2 separate regions of the Mus musculus genome follow, and region 2 is linked to region 1. A link is a loop called in an ENCODE intact Hi-C map of the cell type or tissue named here. Cell type or tissue: left cerebral cortex. All regions are shown on one strand. Each heading gives the region's core, and the rest is flanking DNA. Links, peaks and the distances in the headings are about the cores only. Region 1 has its middle 38 kb from the start of Pnpt1. Region 2 has its middle 43 kb from the start of Gm34185.

The links. Hi-C counts contacts between places; a loop is a spot of excess contacts. Peaks named below come from ENCODE experiments on the same cell type or tissue, not always from the same donor. Only the 100,000 strongest peaks of a DNase experiment are listed, where the experiment ranks them.
Region 2: it touches region 1 in a loop (6-fold over the local background); 5 of 42 quality-filtered maps call a loop at or near these places.

What each region holds. Positions count from the first base shown.
Region 1 is chr11:29,087,127-29,097,724 of GRCm38, reverse strand. No RefSeq gene overlaps it. Among named protein-coding and RNA genes, the nearest start is that of Pnpt1, 38 kb to the left of the region's middle. In left cerebral cortex, for the core only: a CTCF peak has its summit at 5,121; a DNase peak (open chromatin) is centred at 5,146.
Region 2 is chr11:28,804,460-28,815,057 of GRCm38, reverse strand. No RefSeq gene overlaps it. Among named protein-coding and RNA genes, the nearest start is that of Gm34185, 43 kb to the left of the region's middle. In left cerebral cortex, for the core only: CTCF peaks have their summits at 2,986 (motif pointing right) and 6,215 (motif pointing left); DNase peaks (open chromatin) are centred at 3,013 and 6,187.

The DNA.
Region 1 (10,598 bases), core at 1,503-9,502:
GATGGTAAATTCATGAGCAGTGTTCTACTGGGGATTCAAATTGTACAGAAGACTCTATTTTCTCTTAAGAGATTTGTAAGGATAAGGCAGGAAGAAAGGGAACAACAACAACAACAACAACAACAACAACAATCCTTCTGCAGCCATCTGATTCCCAGGGGCTACTTGAGACTTGTAGTACCAGTATGCCTGCTTCAATTGAGACAGTTGGCCTCATCAGTGGCCAATAGTGCCTTTGTAAATAGGAAATTAAAGATTTTAAACAGGAGGCTGAGGTGGACACACCTTTTTTTTTTCTCAGAATTTGGGAAGTGGATCAGTGGATCCAGGTTAGTGTAGGTTATATAGCTGAGACACATCACATCTCAACAAAACAAAATGCAAAGAAACAAACAAAAACAAAATAAGGGTAGAGTTGGTAGAGTGCTTATCTAGTATACACAAAGCCCTGTGTTCTGTTCCCATCAATGCATAAATCAGGTACGGTAGTAAACCCAGTGTTTAAGATAAAAACATTTCAGGGTCATCTTTGTCTATCTAGTGAGTTCAAGGCCAGCCTGCGATAGATGGGACCATCTCTAAATAAATTACTTAATAAATAAGAGACAAATTTCAAACACTATCAAAATTTCCACACTGCTTTGTCATGTTTTTCTGTTTCTGTGATTGAAGTAGTCTGACAAAAGCGACTTAAGGGAGACAGGGTGTATTTTGGTTTATATTTACAAGATACAGTCCATCATGATGGGATAGTCAAGAGATGTTTGTACAGTCAGAAATCAGAGAATAATTAATACAAGTAACACACTTTCTTCTTTTCACTTATTGTATTTAAAGAACTGTTTTATATGTATGAGTGTCTTGCCTGCATGCATGTCTGTGCACACATGCATGCATGGAGACCAGAAGAGGGCATTAGAACTGCAATGAATGTTGTTTTCATGTGCTTCTTCCATGCCTTGGAGATTGAGAGTAGTGCAGCAATAAAAACATATCTCTGTGATATACTGACTTAGACTAGTTGGGGTATGTACCCTTGAGTGCTCGCTAACTCTTATGGGCTCTGGACGTATGTAGCATTTCTTCTTTTAGTTTCTTGTGGAAGCCCCACACTGACCTCCAAGGCTGTACCAGTTTATGTCCCCCCTCCCCCAACAGCAAATAGGATTCCTCTTTCTCTATGCCCTCAGGAGTCACTTACTTTCTTGCTGAATAATATGAAATTTCCATGTGGTTTCTCAAAGTAGTTTTCATTTGAATCTCCATGATATATAAGCATGTTGAACACTTTTCAAAATCATTTATTGGCCATTCGTGCTTCTAATTTCTAGGCTTTCTATTCAGTTTATTAGTTCATTTCATTGAATGACTGATTTTTTTGATATTTATTTATTTTTGTAATTTTTATATGTTTTAGATATTAGCTGCCTATGTAATGTTCAGTTTCTAGGCTTTTTCCTGTTCAGTAATCAGTGTCTTATGCTATCCATCATTTCTTTTGAGTATAGTCTTTTACTTTCTTGTGATTTCCTTTGCCAGTTATTGTCCTGTCAGAGCCCTTTTCAGGAAGCCCTTTCCTGGGTCTATATTTTAAAGCCTGTATACATGGAGGACTACATATTTGTCTATGATCTCTTCTGGCAATTTCAGTTCCAGGCTTGGTATTAATATCTTTGATTCATTTTGAATTGAAGTTTGTGCAGTTCAGAGGCTTGAATGGGGAAGATGTTGGAATGGGCCAACTCAAAGCCCTAGATCTGGGCCTTGGAGATAGCTGAGTTGCTCAGCCTGCCAGCTCTCTTGAACCCACACCACCTGGGCAAGCTCTTCAGTACTGCCTTGACTAGCTCACCCAATTCCAAAGTCACCAAGGACTGGGGCTATCTCTCCTGTTCTTATACCCTTAGGATCAGTTTACCTGCAACCCCACAGCCAGTGAGTGTCCTTCTGTGCTTCCCAGGTGAGGTGCATATCCAGCTCTCCCACTCTCATGACCTCAGGGCCAGCTCTCCCACCTGCCTTATGTGGCAGGGGTGGGTATGGGTGGGAGGGATGAGGGGATGGGAGGTATGCATCTTTTCATTGCCAAGCCACCTAATGGTAGACTGCAGATGAGGGATGGGGACAGCTTTCCCATGCTCATGGCCTTGGGGCTGGCTTACCCATAACCCTGCCATTGTGGGCAGGGGTGGGGGGAGTGAGCTTTACTATCCTACACAGGCAAGGGATAGGACCAGCTCTCCAAAGTGCTTCAGTGCTGTGGACTGGCTTCAGCCAGCCCCTCAATCCACATGAGAATCAGGGTCCCGGTACAGGTGGGCAGGGAGTCGGCAAAAAGTGACAAACAAATATGGACACCAGAGAGAGTGCTGTATCTGAATGTAATCTTTCAAAGTGAGCATCAGACTTATATATAACAGAAGAAAACAAAGAAGTTAGGTAACACTTCAGCCAAGGTACATTGAAGTTATCTGACACAAAACAGAAAAATGCATTCAAAAGACTGACAGGAACCAGGCAAAGTTTACAACAGAGATAAGATCAGCCCTATCTAGAGTCAGCAATAGACAAGGGCCAGGTGAGGATGTCACACCCTAGTCACAATTTATGCTATTCCTCTGAGCCCTGTGAAAGCTTGCACCAGGGGGTTCTGCTCTTGCAGACCTTTTCATGAACAATGCAATACTGTAGTTCCTCCTTAAACCACAACCCTCCTTCTTCCTAGGCCATGGTAAGTTCTTGCATTTGGGAGTAACTTGGTGCTCTTTTTAGTGTCTGTAGGGAATCTCCATTTGTCAGAAGAACTCACCAACTTTCTTCTAATATGCAATATAGTCTGCTATACCTGACTGTAATGAGAATTCTAAGTTTACTATTTTGAACTAGCCCTGAGAATACTAGCTCCTATCTGGCAAACTGAGATGTCTGATTATTAACTGTCAATACTGGGGAATTTCATCTGGATAAATAACATTCTTACAAAATTCCAAGCCCACGGTCAGCTCAAGGATTGCCTAGAATATTGGTGAAGGCCAGACAGTAGAGTTCAAACTTCTTTAGGTATTAGTAAAATCATTTTTTTGGAGGCACCTATAATAAAACAACACTGAAACAAAGCACACAGATCCATCCACCGACTAGCACAGGAACATGTTTGGAACATTCGTGTCAAGTTTTCCAGGAGACTGAGTTTCTGTGAAACTCTTTGCCTTGGAACTGTGCCCAAGTCTTTAGGCCTGTCACAAAGACATCACTGGGGTGGGTGTGGCACTTCAGGTTCAAATCAGGGACATCTGCATGGCCTTTCATGGTTACACTGGCCTGGGACATCAACACAGACTGTGGATGCCATAAGACCAGAATGCCAGAAATGTCCTCCTAGCCCCACTCAAACCTGCCAACAGAGCATGGGCCTAGATGTCCCCATGGCCTCAGGTGGCAGCACAGGCAATTTAGATCAGCATGTTATTCCAGGGCAGCATGACCCTCAGATATCCACATGGTCTCTGGTGACAGCCCAGACCACGGATATCCACTTGGCCTTTAGTGGTAACTCAGGCCACAGACATGGACACATAACCCAGCTGTAGCGGGACCAGAGACCCAGACATGGCACTTGGCAGCAGCTCGCCATGGCCAAGCCAGGAGCTCACCATGGCTTTCTCATATCTGCCTGTTTTTCATTACCTTCAATTCACCACTAAGAGGAGGAAGTAAGTGGTGGAGAGATGAAAGAGAAAGAGAAGCAGAAGGATGTGGACACAATGAAGAGAGGCAGAACTGGAGACTTAATGGTAGTGAGGAACAGCTTAATTTGAGTACCTGTTGATGGCACCTGGACCATGGTGGGGTCCTGGCCTGTGCTGCCACAGTTGTACACATCTGGGTCCATGGCCCTGCAGCAGTAGGGGTCTGTTACTACCAAAGTTCAAGCTGATGCCCCTGGTCTGGGTTGCTGCCAGGGAACATATTGATGTCTACGGGCTGTGTAGTACTGGCCCCTGGCCCCATCCCTCACCTGGGCATCCTGGGAGAGCTGGCCCTGGGGGTACGAGATTGGGAGAGTTGATCCTGCCCCTAGCCAGCTGCAGTACTCTGTAGAGTGGGCCTGCACATTGTAGAAGTTGTGGTCGAGTTGTAATTATGAGTGTGAGAACCAGCCCTCTTCCTTGTCTGGTGTGTGGTGGCCTGGATGAGGGAGAGACACTCTTCTCCTCTCCCGTTTGCCCTTGTAACCTGTGGTGGGTGAAAGAGCTGGCCACAGGGCTGTGAAAGCAGGAGAGCTGGTCCTGCCTATCACCTTGTGCAGTACTCTGGAGAGAAGGTCTTGCACCTCACATGGAATACAGAATAGTGTGGACAAGGTTAATTTGACCCCAAGAGTGTGAGTGTGAGAGAATTGATCCTCAAACTTCTCTGCCATGTGGCACTACAGAAAATGGAAAAAATGCCCTTCACCATCCTCACCCATTGCCATCTCCAAAAGGTGGGAGAACTGGTCCTGGGATCATGATAGTGAGAGGACTGTCCCTGTCCCTAGTCCAACACTTAGAAGAAAGAGCCCTGCACCTCCCTTTGGAAGCAGAATAGAGCTGGCCTTGGCTGTGGGGGTTGCTGGTGAACTGGCCAGAGAATGTGAAGACCTGATCCAGGACTTTGAATTGGCTCACCTCAACATCAATACACTGCTAGAGTGCATGAATTATCCTACAGATCCAAAACTACAGGATTTCCATGACGCAGGGCAACAACAGAATATCTGGGAAGAGTATCAATGAGATTCTAGTATTGATAGTGTAGTAGAAGTCAAGAGTCCTAGAATCAGACCAATGAGTCATCGCAATGACCATTTGCAAGTAGAGAATTGTGGACAAAAGCGAATACTGTAGGACACACTGACACACTACAGCTTCCCCAAGATATTTTTGTCTTTTGGAGGGGTGGTTGCAAGGGTGCAAGCAGGGTGGGCTGAGAGAAAAGGGAGATGGGTGGGACTGGAGTGCATGATGTGAAATTCACAAAGAACCAATAAAAAAATTAAAGAATTATTTAACAATCTCATGTTGAATGCGAGATGTTTTGCATTTTGTAGCCTTTGAACAATGAAGTGCTCAATCCCCACTAGAGGGTGCATGGGCCTTGTTTAATTCACCCCTGCAGGCCTTTGGACTTTGTAACTCAAATGCATTTTTTATTCTTTATACTGATAGGTGAATTTAATTAGATAATTTGGCACCAATGTGATCCAAACAGTTACAGTCTGGTTTCCTTTCAGGTTAGTAGTAATTAAGGGCCGGTGAGGTATCTCATAAGGGTGCTAACTGCTAATCCTGCTAGCCTGCATTCAGTATCTGGAATCCACAGTGTTGAAAAAGAGAACCTACTTTCACAAGGTGTCCTCTGACATCTACATGCATGCCTGCATACATAATAAGCAAATGTAAAAAATTTAAAAAGTAATCAGCAACTTCACAGAGAAAGAGACACATTTAAACTTCCACTACTCTCCAATCAGTTGTTTTGTCTTTGAGTAAATAACTCCAGTCCTGATTATTGCAAATTGAGGTATATGTTTTCTGTCTGTCATTTACCTATTCTAGGATCAGGTTATGGGTGGAGTGGGGGTGTAGGATGAGGGGGCCTCTCAATTTAAGAGCAGTGGCTTTAGATGCCTACGCTTCTGACTTGTGTCAGAGCATGTTAAAAACTACCAAAACATGGTACTTTACCAGCAACATCAGGGCTCCTGGGAATTTGTCAGATGTGTGTGGGTTTGGTCCCTGGCCTGATGAAGTAGAAGTTCTGGGAACAGGGTCTACAAGTCCATATGTTAACAATTTTGCTGACTGTTTCTGGCTATACTTCAACTGGGGAATCACCAAGCTAGTCATGTGGCTTTCAAAAGATATTCAGAATCAAGGCTTTATTTATTATTAAGAATTAAAAAATAAAATTGTGTGTGTGTGTGTGTGTGTGTGTGTGTGTGTGCGCGCGTGTAAATGCACTAGTGAGTGAAAGTGCTTGAGGAGTGTAAGGAGGACTTCTTTTCCCTGGGGCTGGAGAGAACTGGCAGTTGTGAGGAGCCAAATGTGAGTCCTTCCCAAGAGCAGAACATGTTCTTAGTTCTTGAGAGCCCCCATTTGTTTATCACTAAAATTGCTAAAGGTTTAATTATTTTATTTTATATGCATGACTGTTTTGTCTGAATGAATTTATGTGTGTCACATACATGCCTGATGTCTATGGATGGCAGAAGAGGGCAGTGCATCCCTAGGAATTGGAGTCAGAGATGGTTAAAAGCCAACATGTAGATGCTGGGAATTGAAGTCAGGTCCTCTACAAAGGGAATAAATGCCCTAAACCACTGACCCATCTTTCTAGCCCTCATTCCTTATCATTTAATAACAAATTTATTGGTCAAAAGCAGACTTTTCTCCAGGCTAAGTTTCATATACTTATACAAATGCTAGTCAGGGATAGGGTACTTCATGGAGAAAAACATAAAATGTATGTAATAAAAATATTTAAATGGTTTCATGTTTTTGGTTAACATTAACTACTTATATTTATTAATGAGACACAGTATGATAATATGATATAAATGCAGCATGTACTAGCTAAATCTGTGTAATTAGCATTTCATTCTTTTCATTTCTTTATATTTAGATGCTTTTGTCATACTCTTCATGAGTTCCATAAAATATGTAATAATTCATTGTGAACTACAGTAACAGTAGAAGTTTTTTGGTCTGTCTGTGTTTTGGTATCTCTATGCACAACCTCTTCTACTTGCCATAAGATTCCAAAAGAGACTTATCTCTCATAAGTCATAGAAAAGATGTCAACCCAAAGGAAACTTTGGAATTAGTTTACAGGCAGCAGATACCAGGACAGTCAAAGAGTATAGTTGTGAAGTACAGCCGGATGGGCAGGAGTCAGAATCTGGTTCCAGCCAGCTAACCTGCTTCAAGTAACAGACTTGTGTGGTGTTGGGCAAGTTACTCTTCCTTGCTGTAGCTCAATTTTCTTCTAAAAAAAAAATAAAGAAAAGACATTTATTTATTTTGTTTGAGTGTGGGTGTATGCCACTGTGGTGGTTTGAATATGCTTGGCACATAGGAAGTAGCACTATTAAGAGGTGCGGTCTTATGGAAGGTTGTGTAGCCTTGTTAGAGGAAGTGTGTCATTGTGGAGGCAGGGCTTTGAGGGCTATGAAAATATATATGCTCAAGACTGGCCAGTATGATGCAGACTGTCCTCCTGGATGCCTACAGAAGAAAGTCTCCTCCAGGCTGCCTTCAGATCAAGATGTAGAACTCTGGGCTCCTCTAGCACCATGTCTGCCTGCATGCTGCCTTGCTTCCTATTATGACAGCAATGAACCAAACTTCTAAAACTTGTAAGTCAGTCCCAATTAAATGTTTTCTTTTATAACTGTTGCCTTGGTCGTGGCGTCTCTTCACACCAATTAAACTCTAACTAAGACAGATACAGTGTGAGTGTGGACTCCAGAAGACAAGTTGTGGGAACTGGATCTTTTCTTCCCACCATGTGGATTGAACTCATGCTGTCAGGCTTAACAATAGTCAACTTTACCCACTGAACCAACTCACTGGCCCAACAAAATTCAGTTTTCTAATTTGTAAACTGGGAATAATATAACCACACTGCTTTTCTTTTAAAGTTCTCAGCAAGAGAAATCTGAGCCAAGCATGGGATGGAGCTTGTAGTCTCAGTGCTTAGGATACAAAGACAATAGGATTGGGTGCTCAAGGTCATCAAGACCATCATCCTCTGCTAAGTTTGAAGCCGGTCACCACTCTATACCCCACCATCCTTCAAATCACACAAGATTGCTAACAGACACAGTCCAACTCCCAGCACCATATGCATGCCTAAAAATATTGTACTTTGTGCAATACCAGCACACTATTATCCCATTTGCAGTAACAATGCAGACACAATCATTTTTCCAAATTGTTTTTCTTCTTTGAAGCAAAGTTGAAGTTTACTAAAATATAGTTTTAATAAAAGATTTAAGCATAGGCATTACATTATTGAGTGCTTAGAAAAATGATAGTACATACCCAAGACTTTAATACATTTCTTAGATTTTCCAATTTTCATTGAAAAATTTTAACATAAACAATCCCCATGATATTTCTAGAGTGACAGTCCCCTACAAGCTGCCTTTAGCTTTCACCTCAGCTCTCCGACCTGTTGGCTCTCACAATCAACTCCTTGACATCTTTTTTTTTATTAGGTATTTTCTTCATTTACATTTCAAATGCTATCGCAAAAGTCTCCCATGCCCTCCTCTGCCACTCCCCTACCCACCCACTCCCACTTCTTGGCCCTGGCATTCCCCTGTACTGGGGCATATAAAGTTTGCAAGACCAATGGGCCTCTCTTTCCACTGATGGCCGACTAGGCCATCTTCTGATACATAGGCAGCTAGAGACATGAGCTCCGGGGGTAGGAGTACTTTTTAGGTTTCATTTGTAAACTGGGTGTTATAACATCCATCTTAGAGCTGATGTGAGAGAAAGGAGCAGAGAGTAAATTGTAGGAATGAGGTCACAGGATCTGCCCGTTACAGTTATAGGCAAACAAGAGGAAAGCACTTGCCATATGAACTATCTTCTTCTGTTTGGTGTAGCTCCATAGTCTGTTTCTGGGTGGGTTCTAGTTTTCTTTCTTTTTTCATAAAAGGCATTTTTTTTTATCACATTTTTCTTTTTAAAGATATATTTTGCCTGAGGTTGGCACCAGCCCCAGGCTACCTTGGGCTCAAACTTGGCAGACAGTCCCACAGTCCCTAGAGGACTTTCCATGCCACAGGCACCCTAGCACACTCAGGATCTTGGGATCACTGGTAAGTGGAACACAACATCTGTTCCAAAACAACCTGCAGGGGCCTGTGACAGCAGGAACAGGGACACAGCAAACCCTCCCAACCAGCAGCTGGGATTCATTCCAGTCTGCACCAGCCCCAGGCTACCTTGGTCACAAACTCAGCAGACAGTCCCATGGTCCCCAGAGGACTCTCCACGCCGCAGGTGCCCAAGCACACCCAGGATCTTAGGATCACTGAGGAGAGTCGGCCTCTAGAGAAGGCTCTGACCCCAGGACTCAGGTGAGAGAGCCATCTTGTATCCCGTGTCTCTCAGAGACCAGACCATGCAGGAGAGCACTTGGCCCACAAAAGCAACAGAGCTTCTTGGACAGGGTTACTTTGGGCCTTCATCCTCAGCCAGGAGGTAGATCTGAAGGCCAGACCTCTGTGCACCTTCCCTGCAAGAGGAGAGCTTACCCCCAGAAAGTGCTCTGACCACTGGGACTCAGGAGAGAGTTGGACTCCCAGGAGTTCTGACAGAGGCTAACAAAATCACAGGAGGAACAAGCTCCAGCCAGAGACAGCTAGAACATCAAACACCAGAGATTATCAGATGGTAAAAGGCAAATGTAAGAACCTTACTAACAGAAACCTAGACCTCTCCACATCAACAGAACCCAATACTCCCACCACAGCGAGTCCAGGATACCCCAACAAACCCAAAAAGCAAGATTCAAATTTAAAATCATATCTCATGATGCTGGTAGATGTTTTAAGAAGGCCATTAATAACTCATTAAAAAAAAATACAGGAGGGACTCCCCCGACACCCGCACGGGCCCACACAGGATTCCCCACGGGATCCTAAGACCTCTGGTGAGTGGAACACAGTGCCTGCCCCAATCCAATCGCGTGGAACCTGAGACCTCGGGAAATAGGGAAGCAGGCGACCTGGGGCACAAGCCCCTTCTGCTCCACTTGAGCCCCAGGGTACCTTGCCAGCGGAGTCGCCTGACACCCGCAAGGGCCCACACAGGATTCCACACGGGATCCTAAGACCACTAGTGAGTGGAACAAAACTTCTGACAGGAGTCTGGTTCGAACACCAGATATCTGGGTACCCTCCCTGCAAGAAGAGAGCTTGCCTGCAGAGAATACTCTGCCCACTGAAACTAAGGAGAGAGCTACCCTCCCAGGTCTGCTTATAGAGGCTAACAGAGTCACCTGAAGAGTAAGCTCTTAACAGTGACAACTATAACAGCTAGCTTCAGAGATTACCAGATGGCGAAAGGCAAACGTAAGAATCCTACTAACAGAAATCAAGACCACTAACCATCGTCAGAACGCAGCACTCCCACCCCACCTAGTCCTGGGCACCCCAACACAACCGAAAATCTAGACCCAGATTTAAAAACATTTCTCAGGATGATGATAGAGGACATCAAGAAGGACTTTCATAAGTCACTTAAAGAATTACAGGAGAGCACTGCTAAAGAGTTACAGGCCCTTAAAGAAAAGCAGGAAAACACAGCCAAACAGGTAGAAGTCCTTAAAGAAAAACAGGAAAACACATCCAAACAGGTGATGGAAATGAATAAAACCATACTAGAACTAAAAGGGGAAGTAGACACAATAAAGAAAACCCAAAACGAGGCAACGCTGGAGATAGAAACCCTAGGAAAGAGATCTGGAACCATAGATTCGAGCATCAGCAACAGAATACAAGAAATGGAAGAGAGAATCTCAGGTGCATAAGATTCCAT
Region 2 (10,598 bases), core at 1,309-9,308, 280 kb after region 1:
ATGTGGTGCATTGATTTCACTGCTATTCATTTATCTTAACTAATTAATCCAAACTCAGTAAAAGGGGCTGGGGGAGGAGACAGATGGAAAAGAAGTTATGTTGGGAATTTAAGAATCAAGATTATTTTACGTTGTTCAGTTCCTTCAGGCACAATAGGAGATGGCCTGCTGATAGTCTTGTCTTCTCCTATAAGGGGTTCTTCATTTGCATACTGGTACTGGAGAGCTCAGTGCAAAAGAGTCCTTGTGGAAAGATGCTAATCCAGTTGCATTGCTTTCTGAAGCTCATAAGAATGGGCCCCCAATGGAGGAGCTAGAGAAAGCACCCAAGGAGCTGAAGGGATCTGCAACCCTATAGGTGGAACGACAATATGAACTAACCAGTACCCCCATAGCTCGTATCTCTAGCTGCATATGTAGCAGAAGATGGCCTAGTTGGCCATCACTGGGAAGAGAGGCCCCTTGGTATTGCAAACTTTATATGCCCCAGTACAGGGGAATGCCAGGGCCAAGTGTGGGTGGGTAGGAGAGCAGGGCGGAGGGAGGGTATAGGGAACTTTTGGGATAGCATTTGAAATGTAAATGAAGAAAATATCTAATAATAAATAAACAAATAAACAAATAAATAAATAAATAAATAAATGAATGAATGAATTCAAAGTCTGATCTCAGAATTGGTTGGGTAGAGATTTAAACATGACTTATTTTCTTACTTCAAGAGTTAAAACAGATACTAGTGCACTGACTTTGTTTCAGCATCATTGAATTATATCCATTGCCATTTGTTTTGATATCCTGAGCCATGCCAGGTTTTCAAACAACTTCTTTCTTGAGATGGGCCCTCAGACAGTATTCCTCTTTTCCAGTCCATCTTTGAGGCTGTGTATCATACTCAGAAGGCCTATGTGACTGGCTCATCCATATACCACTAGTTGGCTTTTGGAGGAAGTCTTCTTGAGCAAATCTTTGGCAACATCTTTGCCTGTAAGCTTTTTAGAGTCATCTATCAGCCATAATGGCCCTTGAATTGTGCTTTCCAGAGGTCTTAGAGCTTTACAATGTCCTCTAGAATTCTGATCTCTTCTTCAACAAGTGTCAGGTTTTGCTAGGTCTTTGTCTAATGACCACAAACCCCTTTGAATACTGAGTTCCTACATTCTGAGACACTGTAGAAATTCTAACTTCATTCTGTCTGTTCAGGCTCTTGGTGGAAGTCATATTTTACCAACCTCTAGTTTCTTGACACCATTTACTTTGGTCTCTGGTAATTCTAATTAATGACCATAACCATTGCTGCTGCTATAGGGTGCTTACCCAGATATGTTGATTAGGCTATGGCCAGAGGGCTTCAGAGGTTCTTGCAATCACAGGTGGGGAGCCCACTGGTCATTGATTTTTGCATCACCCCTATAAGATTACTGCCAAATAATTTTCTAGCTTGACTGGAAACTTTCTATCTCCCAAGGAGGTTCCTTGTAGCTGGGACAGCTCTGATTGGTAGGAAATTCTTTCTCAGACCTATTCAGTGTTGATGTATTTCCCCATATTGAGTAAAAAAGAATTCCTATTAATTAGACTCCCTAGAGTCTTTCCAGAGTTGACTTAATCTGACATCTCTGGGAGGAACACTTATTTACATTTGCAAAATTTTGTGGACACTGTCTTTTGCATTGCTGAATTCTATCTTAACTTGTCAACAGACCTGCAGTGGTCATTTAATGTAAAACACTTGTTGAACTAAACTGAGCATGTTCAAGAGAAAGTAATGAAGGCTTGGGGTATAGTGCTTACAGCATGTGTCATTGTTTTGGCAGCTATGTTTTTATGCTCTTAGTTATTTTATATGCATAATCCTTGCCTACATAGCTCACTTTTAAGCTCCTCAGGGTGTGGACCTGTCTTGTAGGTACAGTGTCTAATAAGCCTGACTCGTGACCTCAAATTCACATTGAAACTTTACAAGAAAATGAAAGCACAAGAACAGCCCACCCAGTCCCAAAAAAGGTATGGCTTTCCTTCTTTGCCTTAGGATAGTTGTGGTAGATAATGGTGGGTGGTTGATGAATCAGCCCAGGACCATGTATGCCTTTCTGAGGGTCTTAGACTGATGCCCCAGCACCAGCTTGCTTCAGCTGGCTAACAAAATTCTATTCTATTTCTGCTTTGGATATAGTGCTCTCCACTTGCAGAGCTAAACAGGGGTTAAATTGGTGCTTGGGTGTTGGCTTGGCAATCTGACAACCACATACCAGGAACACCCTTCTCCCCCTCATCTGCCTGCTGCCTGCAGTCTGCTTCCTCATTCTTCAGCCTCAGCAGGATTGATTATTTCTTTGTGGAAGCTCTTGGTTTCACCTAGGCAGAAGGCCCACCCCCGGCTTCTTTGCTGTCAGTGTGCTCTGTATGGTCTGGTCTGATTGCCGCCCCCTCTGTCTCTGTCTCTCTCTGTCTCTCTGTCTCTCTGTCTCTCTGTCTCTCTCTCTGTCTCTCTGTCTCTGTCTCTGTCTCTGTCTCTGTCTCTCTCTCTCTCTCTCTCTCTCTCTCTCTCTCACACACACACACTCACGCACGACACTGCTCCAGTACTATTTGCTTCCACCACTATCCCCTATGTTGTGCAGGAGGAAAGAGGTTGACTGTCTCACCTCTGTTTCTACTGAGCTACCTGACAGCACAAAATTGGAAGATGCTCTTCACATATTTCTGAAGGAATAACTTTTGTAATGGGTGTGCTATTCCCATAGAGAAATGTATACTAAGTGCTAGAGAATGCATGCTTCAAAGAAAAAATTGAAGCATGCCATTTATTTTTGAAGTTAAAGACTGCTTATATTGTCTGTGCATGCTCGGGGCTTTGTCAATTTAGGCATGACTTTACATGTTTTGGGTTAGCCACAGTGAAGGTCTTGTGATCTGTACAAGCCATGAGGTGAAATAGAACAAAACAAGGCGGTCAGTCCCTCAAGGTACAGAATCTCTGTAGATGTACCACAAGAGGGCAGACTACAGTAAGGGTGCAGTATCCCTTGGGTGTATCAAGGAAGTTCAGTCAGACAGGCTTGATAATCTGAATGAATGAGTACATGAGAAAGTCATCAGGAGGTGAGAAGTGAGTGTGTGAAGGATGTATCTGAGTGTAGAAGGGAGACAGTGGCAGAAAGCCCCTTAATGTTCATTCTTTAAGTACCTACTGTGAAATGCTTGCAGGGGGGAGATTTGTGATCCTATCATGTAGAGTAAAGAATATATCTGTCTATCAAGTATGAGCCGCAGAAACTCATTTACCAGAGCTAAACACACTTGCAAGGCTGCTGGGTACTTTGGCTTGATGCACATCCCTCCTTCTTATGTAATGTTGGTTTCCAGATAAGGTTTGCTTAGAGAGATGGGACCAATACAAACTTTCAATGTCAATCAAATAAGCCGTGGGCAAAGGGAAAGTCTGGGGGTTGGGTTACCTTGACTCAAGAGGGGTAGATCTCTTGATTAACAGAAATGTATCAAGCCTAGGACTGTCCATTAAGCCATCAAAAATAGATAACCATTTAGAAGATGGAGGCAGGTGGATGGCTCTAGGAGACTATTGTAGCCTAGATAGTAAGTTACAACTAGAGGTTCATAGTGAGACACTGACTTAAAGAAAAGAAAGGTCTGTGGTCATCATAAAAAGTAAAGGTGTATTTAACAGAGAACCGGAAGCATTGATTTTTTGAAATACCTCCTTTGAAAAATGCTTTGAACTTTCTAAACACTTCTGTATTTAGTGAGACTCCAAAAGTCTTTTGCATTGGCAAGGTTAATCTTCTACAGTTTTCTTTCTGTTGTTTGTTTTTTGTTTTTGTTCTTTGGAATAGTACATTGAAACATTAAGAATTTAAATGGATAATCAAACTCCTGGGTGGCCGGTGGCAAAGGCAAAAGTAGAACTATGGGCTCTTACTTCCAGGTCAATGACATTTGCAGTAATTTACTCCTTTGCCAGTGTAATAGTATGCCAACTCAGGAGAAACACCTTTGCTAATAACATGGCTCATCTTTGATGACCTGGGAAATAGGGCCCAGCTGTGACTGGGCATTCCAGAAGATGTTCTAAGCGATGACCACGAACCCAAGAATGCTTTAATATACTTTGATATTAACCCAGAAGATTACTATGTATTGTAATGAGTTTCTGAAAATTTAAGATAAATTAGCCATTTTCATTTTTATTAGATATTTTCTTCATTTACATTTCAAATGCTACCCCCAAAGCCCCTAAACACTCCCCTTGCCCTGCTCTCCAACCCACCCACTTCTACTTCCTGGCCCTGGAATTCCCCTGTACTGGGGCGTATGATCTTCGCAAGACCAAGGGCCTTTCCTTCCATTGATGGCCAACTAGGCCATCCTCTGCTACATATGCAACTAGAGACACAGCTCTGGGGGTTACTGGTTAATTCATATTGTTGTTCCTCCTATAGGGTTGCAGACCCCTTTAGCTCCTTGGGCACTTTCTCTAGCTCCTTCATTGGGGGCCCTGTGTTCCATCCAATAGATGACTGTGAGCATCCACTTCTGTATTTGCTAGGCACTGGCACAGCCTCACAAGAGAGAGCTATATCAGGGTCGTGTCAGCAAAATCTTGCTGGCATATGCAATAGTGTCTGGGTTTGGTGGTTGTATATGGGATGGATCCCCAGGTGGGGCAATCTCTGGATGGTTCCTCCTTCTGTCTCAGCTCTGAACTTTGTCTCTGCAATTCTTTCCATGGGCATTTTGCTCCCCTTTCTAAGAAGGAACAAAGTATCCACACTTTGGTCTTCCTTCTTCTTGAGTCTCATGTATTTTGCAAATTGTATCTTGGGTATTCTAAGTTTCTGGGCTAATATCTGCTTATCAGTGAGTGCATATCATGTGTGTTCTTTTGTGAATGAGTTACCTCACTCAGGATGATATCCTCCAGATCCATCCATTTGCCTAAGAATTTCATGAATTCATTGTTTTTACTTGCTGAGTAGTACTCCATTGTGTAAATATACCACATTTTCTGTATCCATTTCTCTGTTGAGGGACATCTGGGTTCTTTCCAGTTTCTGGCTATTATAAAAAAAAATGTCTGAAATTAGCCATTTTCAAATGTATAATAGGAAACTTTCTCCTTTGGTAATTACACCATTTTTCTAAAGACCTGTATTTCCATAGCATGCCAGGCATGACTGTAAACTAAAAATATAGCACTGAATGAAAAGGGCAAAGTTCTGCTTTGCTCATAGGCATCTTGTAGCTGAGGAAAGGGAGTTAGTGAGAGGGTAACCGAAGCCACATATATATGGCACATCAGAAGTTATTCAAGGACTTAGAGCAGGGTGAGTATGCCTGTGTGAGTGTGAGTTTGGGCTGAGTTACAGTTCTAATGAAGATGGTTAGAGAAAGGACTCACAAAACCTTGGAGCACATTTAAGTATCTATTTTAAATAGTGACAAAATCCATATCGTTAAAGTGCCTGTAACTGTCATGTGAATATACACCCCACCCTCCAGGACTCACGTATATATGAGATCTAGCATTTGTTTTTCAAATTAACTTCCAACTATTTATGTATCTAAATGATGAGGTGAATTTGTTTTTTGCAGAGCTATAAAGATGTGGAATTAAGCTGTCACAAATCTTTGCTTGTTTTGTTTGTTTGTTTGTGTGTGTGTGTTTGAGGACCTCCCACTATTTAGCTCAGGGATAAAATTTCACAATAAATTTTGACTTGAAAGTTTTTGGGATATCATGAAAATGGGAATGACGAAAGGCATCTAGGTGATGAGGCAAATATTTGGCAAGTCCTGAAGCACTTAGAGCAGGCTTTATTAAGTGCAGCAGAATTAGATGATCATTACTGTTTATTTTTATCTGGGGTCAAACATAATTAAAATAAAACATTTTCTGTAGCTTTCCAAATTAGCCTAACAATTTATTGGTCTCCTAAGATCTTTGTAGATGGTAATCTTGGCTCAAAGTTCTAAACCAGAGCGTTCTCTAGATCTGGAAAGAAATCGGAAAATAATTTGTTTTAAAACAAAACAATACACACTCCAAGAAACACCATGAGAAAATGCTGTGACATGTTGAGAACTTGTTTGAAAGGTACTGTTAGATTGCATAGTGAGCTCAGGCCACAAAGCCCATTTTTTCAGTGGTTTAGAACTCAAAGATTTAGGGAGAAATGTCCCAGCTGCCCCCTTGTGGCCAAATGGAAGGATTTGCTTCTTTGTCGCAATAGTTTTGGGAAACCATGGTATTTTCCCATTGAAGCTAGTCATGAAATTAAAAACAAGACATTTCACATTCTCAGGTGAATTGTAAAGACCATCCTCTCAATAGAAGGCTGTGTCTACCCATTGGTACACACTTCTTAGTTATGGAAACCTCTGGCTCTTGGTAGGTAAGAGAAATTCAAACTGTGGCTCCTATCACCACCATCGCAGTGGTGCTGTGGGGATTAAAGAAGAAATCCTCAAGTCTATCAAGTAGTCAGTCTCCAGAGAGTAGAGGCTCCCTACTGAAGAAACAGGGATGGGAAATAACAAGTGGAACTCAGACAGTGCTAAGTGAAAGCTAAGTTATGCAACCTGAGAACATGGGCTTCAGTTTTCACATAAATAAAACAAGTAACTCAAAAGCAATTAGTTTTCCTTTTAGCTCCAGAACTGTAGATGGGGGCTGATTGATAGGGTGGGATGGCTTTTGGTCTCTGGGACTTTGTTTCCTTTTGGCTATGTATACCTCTATAATTAGTGAACTAAAGACCCATTGAGGATAACATACAATGAAACCTTTGAAGATTGCATGGCTATTAGGAGACTAACAGGGCATTGTGAGACTTTTTAAATGTTTTCACAAAAGTACTGAATTTATTAAATATCTGCTGTGTGCTGTGAATTTATTCTAGGTACCAGCAATACAACATTTGGAGTTGGGGAACACTCTTCAAAATAGTTGTAGTTTGAAAAATATTGTTTTCTTTTAGATGGTTCACAGGGTTCATTACATGCTCACAGCACACCAATGATACTTCGCATGGAATGTCTTCAAGAATTGTTGAGGTAGGGGCCATTTTGAAGCCTAGCAGAACAACCAGGGAATAAGCTGGGTCTGAGGCAAATCCTGGAGCTAAGTGAAGTGTGTCCTTTGCTGCAGCATGTGGTAAACAGATGAATGGTCCTTGCGGAAACTGCAGATCAGGGGCCATTTCTTAGAAAACAAATTCATCTTGGTGAAAATATCTTTTCTATATTCTCTGTCCACATCGTGGAATGTTCCATTAAAAATGTTTTAATCATTTTGATCAGGCAACAATTATTTTCTTTGGTTTATTTTCTCAGTTTCTTTTGTCTGCTTAAATGTATAAAGTAGGGAAACACCAAGTAGGCCACACTCATTGTTTTGGATGTGAGACAACTTGAGCTGTACATTACTAAAATTAAGTTAACTTTTAGTTACATGAGCAGACATGTGCACATTGTGGTTAGGCTATAGCTGCTGTGAAAAAAATCCCCATGTTATCCCAGATTGCAGTGAGTTTTTGGAAGACCCAGACAGAATTCCCTCACCACGCTTTGCCATGGTAGTTTCAAGAATTCATACACATCATCTTCTATACACAGCCTCATTGTCATTGGACCTAGGTCAGATAGAACATTTGAACTCCGTTCAACTTTGCAAGAAGAGGATCCTGGAGTCCAGTGATTTGTTTTTGGGGTGGTGTTTGGGGAATGACCAAGTCTTTCAGAATCATTCAGCATATTCCACAAAGAGCTGAAGAGTGGTTGGGATGGTTTGTGTACTTGTGAGAGATTGCGACTCAAGAGACTAGAGAAGAAAACGGTTTGTAAAATTTCACTTAGAGATTTGTAGACATAATCAACACCACTCCATGTTCATAACAAAACAAAATGATAAAAAGAAAAAAACTGGTGATTTTTTTTTCTGGTCTCAGTTAATAAAACTGATTGAAATGAAACCATGAAGGTGAAACAAGAAATATACTCTACAAAGAGAGGGTTGCTAAGGAATGATGCAAAATTTCCCCTGGTTAAAGATATGTCTGCTAGGTAAACCTCTATATAGAGAGTATATGATATTTTTGTGCCTATGGTGACAACATGGTGGCTTTCTTGAATAGCTCATGTAGAGAAGATCTGAGGGAGGCAGTGTGAAGACTCCAGCAGAACATGGACCTGAGTACAGAACATGGCACATGATAGTTTCTGTGCTCTGAGGTTTTAGGTAAATTCTTTAATCTGTTTCTGTAGGGAGTAGAGAAAGCCTGAACAAGTGAAATCCTGAGTAATGTGTGCATTGACCTGAGCCAGACCACATTAAAGGTTCTAGAGCCTCATGGTCCCATGGAGAAATAGCAAAATCCTGGGGTGAGGTTCAGAGGTAAATGGCAAAGTCTTCAATGGGGAGCTACGTGCAAGTGTTAACATTGTGTGCAGAAAATTTCTACCACAGGCCACCCCCCTTCCGCCCCAGTTTTTTATGGGTTGAGGACTGTTCCCCAGCAGAGACTGCTTATAACTAGATTAGCTAAATGTGTCTCCTTGATCCAGCTGTGCCCCATCAACCCTGTCTCCCTGTTTATCTGTATGCCATAACCCTGCTTCCCTGATCCACTATGTAATAAACATGCTGAGATTCTGAGCTGCTGTGCCTCCTCCAACTGAGAGCCTAGACAGCCTGATCCCAGGTTTGTCCCTGTGTCTGTCTTGTTTTCATGCCTTCACCACCTTAGTCAGGTCCATCTCTGGAGTCATGCTGGGCACGACATGGTTCCTTACTTGTAAACCAGGGCTTTCCTTTTTTATAGGCTTCAGGCCTTTAAAATGCCACTGTTTTCTAGGAAGATTTCACTATATACATGGGTACTCCTTACAGTCATACCTATCAGCATGACCTAAATAGATAAAGGAGGAAAACAAATTGTTGGGATGTTGTTGCTCAAGTTAAGAAATATGTGAGAATTCAGACTCTTTATTCAAATGTTAAAAGGATACAAGTAACAATGGAAGCAACTGAGTCTTTACCCTGTTGCCTACATGAAAACTTCTATGTAGGATTCGTACTTAGGTGCTAGGATATGTGAGTTTATGACTTGCACATCTAGCTAGAAGACTTCTCTCAAGTATCTTCTTTGCTGGTTGGGAGCTGAAGGCGACTGTTGATTACATTTCATGCAGACTTCTTTCCTACATTCCTTTGGTTCTCAATGCTATTTAAATAGGTCAACCACTGAGTGCACAGTAACGAACATAGTTCTTGCTTCTTCTTCTTGGCTAAGACAGTGTTTATTGCATTGTCTTTCTAGAACGTAAACTCAAGTGAGAATTCAGATTACAAGTGAAGCAGATCCTACTAAACCTGACTGAGTATGGCAGATTTTGTTGACCTAGCGATCTTAGTCTAGAGCGTATGCTAACTACCATTAGCTGCCTCCTGTTAGAACTGTTTTGTGTGTCACAAATATATGCAACCTCTCCTCTGATCTCCCTGTATGCATATGTTCATGTTTATGCATTTCTTTGGAGGCCAGGGGTTAGCCACATTGTTCCCTGGGTGCCATCTATCTTTTGTGAAACATGGTTTCTCACACGACTAGGACTTACCCAGTATGCTAGGCCATTTGATCCCATGCATCTGCCTGGATCTGCCCCCTTATTGCTGAGGTTAGAAGCACACACTACTACCCTACATACTTAAGTGGATTGTGGGAACCATGCTCATATCCATATGCTCTCAAGACAAGTACTCGACTGACTGAACTCTCTCCCAGTCATTTGCCTGATTTTAAAAACAGTATGCAAACCAAAGGACTATCACTAAGGCAATCCCCCTGTCTTTTCTAGCCTGACATTTTGTGATCAAGGGTTAGGTAATCCAGGATCTAATAACAACTGTGTCTATTACTTATTAGCAGAGGGACCCTACAAGAATTTAGCTTCTTACCTATAAAGCCAGAGCTTATAGAGAAGATACAGGGTTTTAAAGAACAACTACATGGGTTAAAGCACTTAGAATAAGGCCTGGCTGTAGTAGGCCCAGCGGAAATGTTTAATATCATCACAATCTCTTCATGTTCTCTCACTAAGTGACCACACCCCACTTTCTGTGAAGCCTGGAAAGAGAGGAAAGATAGGAGGGAATTGAAGCTTCATTGCTTTAATGAGGACTGACCAACACCCAGAATCCCAGGTACCTTTTCCTCATTTAATTTTCATACAGATCCATTTCATGGATTCTCATCTAGGCATAGTTCATGTACATCTTACAGAGGTAGAACAGACCTATAGGAATTTATTCATGGCAGAGTTCTGACTTAAATTTAAATTAATCTTATTCCAGATGCATTCTTTTGTTTGAAAGGTAATCTTTTTTGAAACAGGGAAGAGTTATTTGTATATATATATTTTTAAACAATGTTTGCTAGGAAGTATTCCATAGGTAATTTATTGGAAGTTGGGTTCTAAATTAATCCACTTGGATCCAGGTTACCAGGGACTATTCAGGAACTCACTAACCCTACCAGTAAAGTTCTGCCTCCACAGGGGGTCTTGCCTATACCTGAAGC